2 separate regions of the Mus musculus genome follow, and region 1 is linked to region 2. A link is a loop called in an ENCODE intact Hi-C map of the cell type or tissue named here. Cell type or tissue: heart. All regions are shown on one strand.

Region 1 (4,000 bases), 120 kb before region 2:
TTGTTTGTTTGTTTGTTTTTGCTTGTTTTGTTTTTCGAGACAGGGTTTCTCTGTAGTCCTGGCTGTCCTGGAACTCTCTGTAGCCCAGGCTGCAACTCAGAAATCCGCCTGCCTCTGCCTTCCAAGTGCTGGGATTAAAGGCATGCACCACCACTGCCCAGCACAATTAGACTATTTCTTTGGGAAGAAAAAAAAAAAAAAAAAAGAAAAAAGGCGAGCCAGGTGTGGCAGCTAGAGTCTAAATCCAGAAGCCCAGCTTCTATAGGGTAGAGATAGGAGGATGGCTGGAGCTTGCTGGCCACAGGCAAAACAACAAGGGATAAAACAGCAAGATCTGTGAAGTCCTCCCCTTGCATGTAAGAGTAAATGAACACAGACATAGACAGACATACCTGCCCCAAAAATGATCCCCCCCCCCATTAAAAGAGTTTGCTTACTGTTTCATTTAAAGATGGTTAGAATTTACCGAAGGCTGGCTATTGCTCAACCAAATCAAAATGGAGTCACATTAAAGGCCTACGTGATCAAGTGAAACTTGTTTATTTTAATCTCCCAAGAAACCAGTAAAGAGGTAAGAGTGAAATCTCCAAGCAGGTCATTTTCAGCTGGTATGATAAGGAAGTCCTGCTTTTAACCTTGGAAGGAAAATAACTTGAAAACAATCTGCTGTTAGTTGTTCCTTCTTTCCACAGCTCTTTTCTATTTGGAATACCAAACTTCCATTCAGCTCATCAGAATGTTCATTGCAGAGAATGAGAACTTGATTGTAGGATCATTAAGGTCTTTAAAAGTGTTGTAAAATTTAAAACAAGATTTATTAATAAATATGTATATGAGTACACTGTAGCTATACAGATGGCTGTGAGCCTTCATGTGGTTGTTGGAAACTGAATTTTAGGACCTCTGTCTATGGTGATTCCGTGTGTGAGCTAAGTGTGTCTGGAACAGGATCAAGCTGGCTTTCCTTATTGAGGAGCAGAAAATTGTGGTGAAAGCACAAGTACAGAGTCAGAAAGCAAAATAAATATGCAGCTTTTTATAAGTAATAAAAATCAAAGCTTGGAAGAAAGAAAGAGAATCCAAAGTGCAGACAGGCTTTTAAATCTCAGCACTTTGGCAGGGCAGTAGTGGCTCACACCTTTAATTTCAGCGCTTGGGAGACAGAGGCAGGTGGATTTCCGAGTTCAAGGCCAGCCTGGTCTACAGAGTTCCAGGACAGCCAAGACTGCACAGAGAAACCCTGTCTCGGAAAACCAAAACAAACAAACAAACAACAACAACAAAAAACCCACCTCAGCACTTGGAAGGCAAGGAGATAGGATCTCCTGAATTGGAGGCCAGACTCTACAGAGCAAGTTTCAGGATAGCCAGGGCTACACAGAGAAACTTTAGCTCAAAAGAAACAAAAACAAACCCAAAGTCAGTACAGTGGCTTTCAATGCCCTACATGAGCCCTCTTTGCTTCTCACCTCTTCTGTCTCTTATCTTAGTGGCTTTCTCATCCTCTGCCAGTCACACTGGCTTCCTTCTTCTTCCTCTAAAATGTTTCAACAGTCCTGGTTTAGGGACTCAGCACTTGGTGTTCTTTTGCCAGCTCTTCTTCCCTCCCCTCATATGTGCTTGGTTGCTTTTTTCTCAATCTCTTTTTAAAAACTGGATCACACCATTATTCATATACACAGTCTTTCTCCTTTAATCTTACTCCATACCTCTTTATGACTCCTTACTCCCTGACACATGCTTGTGGTTTGGTCCTGATACCAAATCAAGGCGGAGTAATTTTTGTCTGCTTTGCCATCATTTCCCTAATCCTAAAACAGTTCTTGGCACAGAGATATTAATTTTAAATGATGAAACAGGCTCCTTGCCTCAAAAACCTTTCCGTTGAGTTGGCATAATTAAAATGAAGTTCCTGTGTTCAATAGGAATACATGAACGTCCAATCTTCTCAAAAGATTCACACAGGCAGATGAGAATGTAATGGTTAATTTTTTAAAAAGATTTTCTTTATTATTATATCTAAGTACACTGTAGCTGTCTTCAGACACACCAGAGAGGGCGTCAGATCTTATTAAGGATGATTGTGAGCCACCATGTGGTTGCTGGGATTTTAACTCAGGACCTTTGGAAGAGCAGTCAGTGCTCCTACGTGCTGAGCCATCTCTCCAGCCCATAATGGTTAATTTGAGGCTGTGCTAATAAACACAATACTCAAGACTCTTGTAAACTGTAACGCACAGGGCAGTGGTGGTGCACGTCTTTAATCCCAGCACTTGGGAGGCAGAGGCAGGTGGATTTCTGAGTTCGAGGCCAGCCTGGTCTACAGAGTGAGTTCCAGGACGGCCAGGGCTACACAGAAAAACCTTGTCTCGAAAAAACAAAAACAAACCTATAACGCATTACGAAATTGTGATGTTACTACCTAGCAAAGAAGCCACACCTTGTCAATTACTCTTTCCTCGCTTCGAAGACTTTTCAGAGAAATTTTCGTTTAACTTTTATTCCCTCTTTCTAGAATGCAGTCGGTCGGCTGGCTGTGAACGGTGTCATCGCAGTCGGGCGTGTAGCATAGGTTAGTCAAGGAGTGCCTAGAGAACAGCTAACAGGGCCTGACGCATGCGCGTCTTCCCCCACTCCGCAAGACGTGCCAGCCATTTTGTCGCGTGTAGGTCCCCGATGGCGGGGTGGCAGGGAACGCAGCTGCAGCTGTCAAAAACAGTAGCCACAGAACGGTGGGCATTTCCCATCCTAGTGTGAATTAAAGGCTCCCAGGGAGCAACCCCGCCATGAAGCCAAAAGCAGGGCCGAGCACTGAACTGGGGTCTAGTAACGTCCTAGGCTCCGGAGCGCCTCAATCCTGCCTCCCCAGGTTTTCCTCCCAACCCGCTAGGCGCAGACCTAACGCGCAGGCGCACAGAGAGACGCAGCGCCTCCTCCGCCTTCAGGTCCCGACGCGCTTCTCCGACCCCCTTCCCTGATTGGTCGAATCGCAGCGCCATCACGCCCCCTCGGCCCCCGTGCTCAAGATTGAGGAGGAAGCGGAGGGGCGGGGCTTCCGTGCGCGTGCGCATTTCTTCTGCTGGTCTATTGCTGCTATTGCGTTGCAAAAAAAAAAAAAAAAAAGAAAAAAGAAAAAAAAAAAAAAGAAAAGAAAAAAAAAAAAAGAAAGAAAATTTTCTGCCTAGGTAGCTTTGGGCCTTTCCTGTGGTAGAAAATCTAAAGGCAAAGCTCTCTGCAGCCGAAGGGACGGCGGAGTAGCGTTTCGTCTTCGGTACCAAGGCCGCCCTGGGCTCACCGGAATTTGGCCAACGGGATGAGGGAAGGGCCTTAAGAGTTGAGGAGCGTAGAGGCTAAAAGCCTTAGTTGTCGGCGCCGTCGCAGGTTCTGTCTCCTCCGTAGTCGTCTCCCGACTCCCGGTTTAAACACCACCCCCGAGCCATACTGACAGTCCTCCGCGGCCGCGGCCCCTCCTCGCAGCGTGTGGGAGCCGCCAGCGCGCCCAGCAGCTAGCCCTCCTGCCGCCAGAGGAGCCTAGCGCGTGCAGCGTCCCCACCCCCTGGCCGCCCTCCCCTCCTGCTGCTTTCACGCACTCGCACTGATTGTTTTGCCCGCTCCCGCCGCCGCCGCCGCCGCCGCCGCCAGAGGACCAGAGGCGCTTGTGCAAACCGGGGAAGATGGCGGCCGGCGGCGGCGGAGGCAGCAGTAAGGCCTCCTCCTCGTCGGCCTCGTCCGCAGGGGCCCTGGAGTCTTCGTTGGATCGAAAATTCCAGTCGGTGACCAACACCATGGAATCCATTCAAGGCTTGTCGTCCTGGTGTATAGAAAACAAGAAACACCACAGTACAATCGTCTACCATTGGATGAAGTGGCTCCGGAGATGTGAGTGTGGGGGCGACTAGGAAGGGGGAGGCTGGAGAGATGGAGAAAATGCGGCCCCCAAAACACTCTGGGGTTTGCCCACCGAGCTGCTGCATTCAGTTGGGGTTCACATTAAAGATCG
Region 2 (4,000 bases):
TCCTGGGGAAGGACTTCCACAGGCAAACAAGCAAAAACTATTCTGTTCTGCCAGGTAAAGTGGTTAAGGCAACTCAAAACAATCTTTGGATAGCTGTGTAAACAGTTACAGAAGCTAAGTACTCATATCATAACAGGTAGAAAGTCATAGCTGTACATTTTTAAGTGGGGGTCAGAGTCAGGGTTACTGGGAACTTATCTTCCAGCGACAGGGTCACAATCAGCTGATATGTATCAAGATGAATGCTTAGCAGAAAGTGGAACTTCTTTGGCCATAATAGGCTTCAACACCAGGTATGAAGATAAGGTCTTGATAAAAAGCTTCAGTGAAAGAAGCAAGGGTTCCCAGGAACTCACACTTCTACAGAAAGAGAAGATTCATCGCCGGAGAGATAGGAAACAGCTTGGAGGTAGAATCACACCACATGTAAGGTCCTTAGGTAAATTACCCGAATGAGAGGGAGATAAGCCAGGTATGGTGGGGTCGAGGCTGTGGAATCCACTGGGAAAGACCAAAGGCTTAGATTACATGAATTTATTCTTACTGCTCCCAGAAGGACCACGGCCTTAGAGCCAAACATCATGCCCTGAAGGAGGAGGTTATGGTGGGGTCTTAAGAACATCAGAAAGGTCTGTGTTACACTGACCATGGAATCCACACCAGGCAGGAAAATGGTTTTAGCTCCCTTGGTTTCTTACTTTTCAGTTCTACAATAATAAAAAGAAACCATCTTACCCCTTTCCCACAGCAATTAGCAAAGGTAGCTGTTAGGGCTGGAGAGATGGCTCAGAGGTTAAGAGTAGTCAGTGCTCTTCCAGAGGTCCTGAGTTCAATTCCCAGCAACCGCATGGTGACTCAAAACCATCTGTAATGGGATCTGATGCCCTCTTCTGGTTTGTTTATACAATAAATCTTAAATTTTTTTTTAAAAGGCAGCCGTTAATACCTCATGGCCCGTTTTCCTATTCTAATCTCACCTGCAGGCCACTGGGCTCGCCCGGGCACACAACTGTAATACTTTCAATGTTTGCTCTGCATTGGTACTTCCTTACTGCTAAGCCCCTCACTCCATCTCTCTTATCCTCTACTGCATCTCCCAGGAACAGCCTTTTGGCCCCCAGAGTCCCTAGGGTATGCTTGGCTCCATACTAAGTTTCTCTACTCATCATAGGGATGTACCTAAGGTTTTCCTCAGATCTGAGAGCTTTGGTGACTGGGATAGAGCAGTTCACTTCTGAGCAGGGGAAACCACAGTCCCTTGCAGTTAGGGCTGCCTGTCACATCCCCACAGTGGCAACTGTAGCCCCAAGATTTAAGAGATGCAGGGGTGAGGAGCAGTAACTCAAGGTCACCTTAAGCACTGCGTAGCAAGTGTTTCTCAAGGCCTCTGCTTCATGGCTCGCTTCCAGGTTTCTGCCTTGACTTTGCTCTGATGGCCATCAATGGTGGACTGTAACCTGTATGATGTAAACCCTTTCTCTCCCTTGCTTTGGTCATAGTCTTCGTCATAGGAACAGAAAGTAAATTAGGACAAGGAGGCATTGGGGGGAATATAGTCAAATTCATTATATTTGTGTATGAAAATAACGTGAAGTCTATTGATACAGGTGATTAACCTATATCAGTAAACAAAAAGCTTGAATGTCCAAATGCAAAAAAAAAAAAAAAAATCCTAAAAATTATTACAACTCTGTTCAGCAACCTGCAGCCCGGGAAACCTGTCAGGTCTACAAAGACTTATTGGAACTGTGATATTTCTTTTCTTTCTTTCTTTCTTTCTTTTTTTGTTTTTGTTTTTTTTTGTTTGTTTGTTTTGTTTTGTTTTTCTGTTTTTCGAAAGAGGTTTTCTCTGTGTATCCCTGGCTGTCCTGGAACTCACTCTGTAGACCAGGTTGGCCTCGAACTCAGAAATCTGCCTGCCTCTGCCTCCCATGTACTGGGATTAAAGGCGTGCGCCACCACTGCCCAGCAACTGTGATATTTCTAAAGCAGCTTAAAAGGACAGGAGGCAGAAAAGACAGGGGCCTGACTTTCAACCGCTAAGACACACTATATTTATTAGTGCACTTAGCAAGAGGCAGCCTCTCTCCCACGGGAAATTGAGGGGTCTACAGAGGGTAGAGGGAGCTGGCTGAAATGGTTTATAGGGTTGGGATGAGGGACTTGGCAGTAAGGAAGTTGTTATTTTCCAAAACAAAGTATCCTTTCTAGGATGTCCATAAGAACAAAAGGTTATCCATAACATTGTAGGAATCTTGTTTTACTGTACCAGGGGTACTTCAGGAGACCACGTGCCATCTTCCAGGGCCCACAGCCTCCTGGTTTTCACAGTCTTGCCTTCTCGACAGTCCCCGAGTCTCCCCAAGCTCACAGTACCCAGCCTTAGATTACTCATTTGGTCTCACGTGACCCTCTGATTCCCTAGACCACAATGCTACCACCATGCAGGGGCAGTAGAAGCCCAGCTCCGGGTCTTCCCGGCAAAACGGAGCAGGGCGCGGAGATTCGGGGCGGGGCCTAGGGCGGGGTTCTGGACTCTGAGAAGGAAACCCTGAGCAGACCTTTGGACTCAGCTCTGCGGGAATCACATCAGCCGTTGACTCAGTCGACTCCCCCAGGCATAAAATCACAAAAGAGTTTTTGTTAGATGCTGATTGGGGAGGGAGGGGGAAAAGGGAGTCCAGGCTCCTTTTAGAAGGCCAGACCTCTGCAGTTTGAGCCAGGGGCCGCCTGGAGCCGCCCGGGACGGCCCAGAACGGCCCAGAACGGCCCGGAGCCAACCTGGGGGGAGCAACAGGACTTGGAGGGCTCAGAACTGCTAAGGCATCTCTCTCTATCCCTGCTGAGAGTCCATGCAGTTGGTCCTGTGTGGATTCACCAGGTAGTTGCTGAGTGCAACGTTAGCCAAACCTATCCGAACGTTTGTAAAATGTTAAACAAGGGCAAAATCTGGGGAACAGGTCCTGATAACGAAGATTAAACTGTAAATTACTTTAAAATACAAGGCAATTTACCTTCAATTCCAGTACTGCAGAGGCAGGAGGACCAGCCTGGTCTATACAATGAGTTCCAGGCCAGCCAGGGTACACAATAAAACCTTGAAGAAAAAAAAAGGGGTGGGGGGCAAAGTGGCAAATCAGATACCCTGATGGGATATGAGATGGGACAGAGAGAGATGGCTCAGCAATTCTGAGCACTTGCTTGCACGGGAAATCGCAGTGATTAGACCACTCCTGTGGGTGGAAAAGGAAAAGTTTATTCAAACTGCCAAGGCTATCTCTCAAGGGTCAAAAAGGTAGGGAAAGCCTTGCCAGTTATAAAGAGAGGAGCTAGCCAGAACAGCATGGAGGTTCAGAGTGGTAGAGGGGCTTTGATATGTGTTACAGTTTATGTTAATAGGGAACTAGTTGCCACATTTGCCCCATTTGGTAGGGAAAGATTAGGGAAATGGCTCTACCTGGCAGTCAGAAGCCATTTTGTAGGCTTCTGGAGAATGCTGAGTGTAAGCTTTTGTTTATCCACAGACAAACTTGTTCTATTTTGAGTCCAGCCTGAGCTGAGCCCAGATTGTCATTTGGGGACACTGTCAGGAGTGCTGCCGTTTTAGGGACTTGAGGGTGGGGGCCTAACATCGCTCTTCCAGAGGACCAGGGTTTGATTCCCTGCACCCACACAGCAGCTCAGAAGTCTGTAACTCCACTTTAGGAGATCTGACCCCCACTTCTGGCCTCTTGGGGTTCATGGAACACAGGCATAGAAGCAAGAAAAACACCCACACAGAGCAGGCTGGGAAAGGTAAAATTTAAAGAAAATGGGAAGCTGGATATGGTGGTTCATACTTATAATCCCAACACAGAAGGGCTGCATGAGGTGAAGGCCAGTCTGGGCCACTAAGGAAGTTTCTAGCTAGCTGAGGCTATCTCAAAAGCAAACAAAATCAAGTAAATAATAAATCCCACCCCTGCTGTGAAGGACTCACTGGAGAAGAACAGATGGGAGA

The links. A loop is a pair of places that touch in the nucleus more often than their neighbours do. Peaks named below come from ENCODE experiments on the same cell type or tissue, not always from the same donor. Only the 100,000 strongest peaks of a DNase experiment are listed, where the experiment ranks them.
Region 1: it touches region 2 in a loop (2.2-fold over the local background); 1 of 42 quality-filtered maps calls a loop at or near these places.

What each region holds. Positions count from the first base shown.
Region 1 is chr3:95,818,426-95,822,425 of GRCm38, reverse strand. Rprd2 (regulation of nuclear pre-mRNA domain containing 2) reads left to right here and starts at 3,473. Exons shown (of 11, transcript NM_001368178.1): 1 at 3,473-3,879. The coding sequence starts at 3,675. It overlaps Gm29948 (a long non-coding RNA gene), which reads right to left and starts at 3,546. Exons shown (of 2, transcript XR_375854.4): 1 at 3,296-3,546; 2 at 525-2,706. In heart, CTCF peaks have their summits at 2,066 and 3,499; DNase peaks (open chromatin) are centred at 2,975 and 3,495; H3K4me3 peaks cover 2,479 bases; H3K27ac peaks cover 2,120 bases.
Region 2 is chr3:95,700,842-95,704,841 of GRCm38, reverse strand. No RefSeq gene overlaps it. Among named protein-coding and RNA genes, the nearest start is that of Adamtsl4, 15 kb to the right of the region's middle. In heart, a CTCF peak has its summit at 2,437; a DNase peak (open chromatin) is centred at 2,501; H3K4me3 peaks cover 1,069 bases; H3K27ac peaks cover 1,848 bases.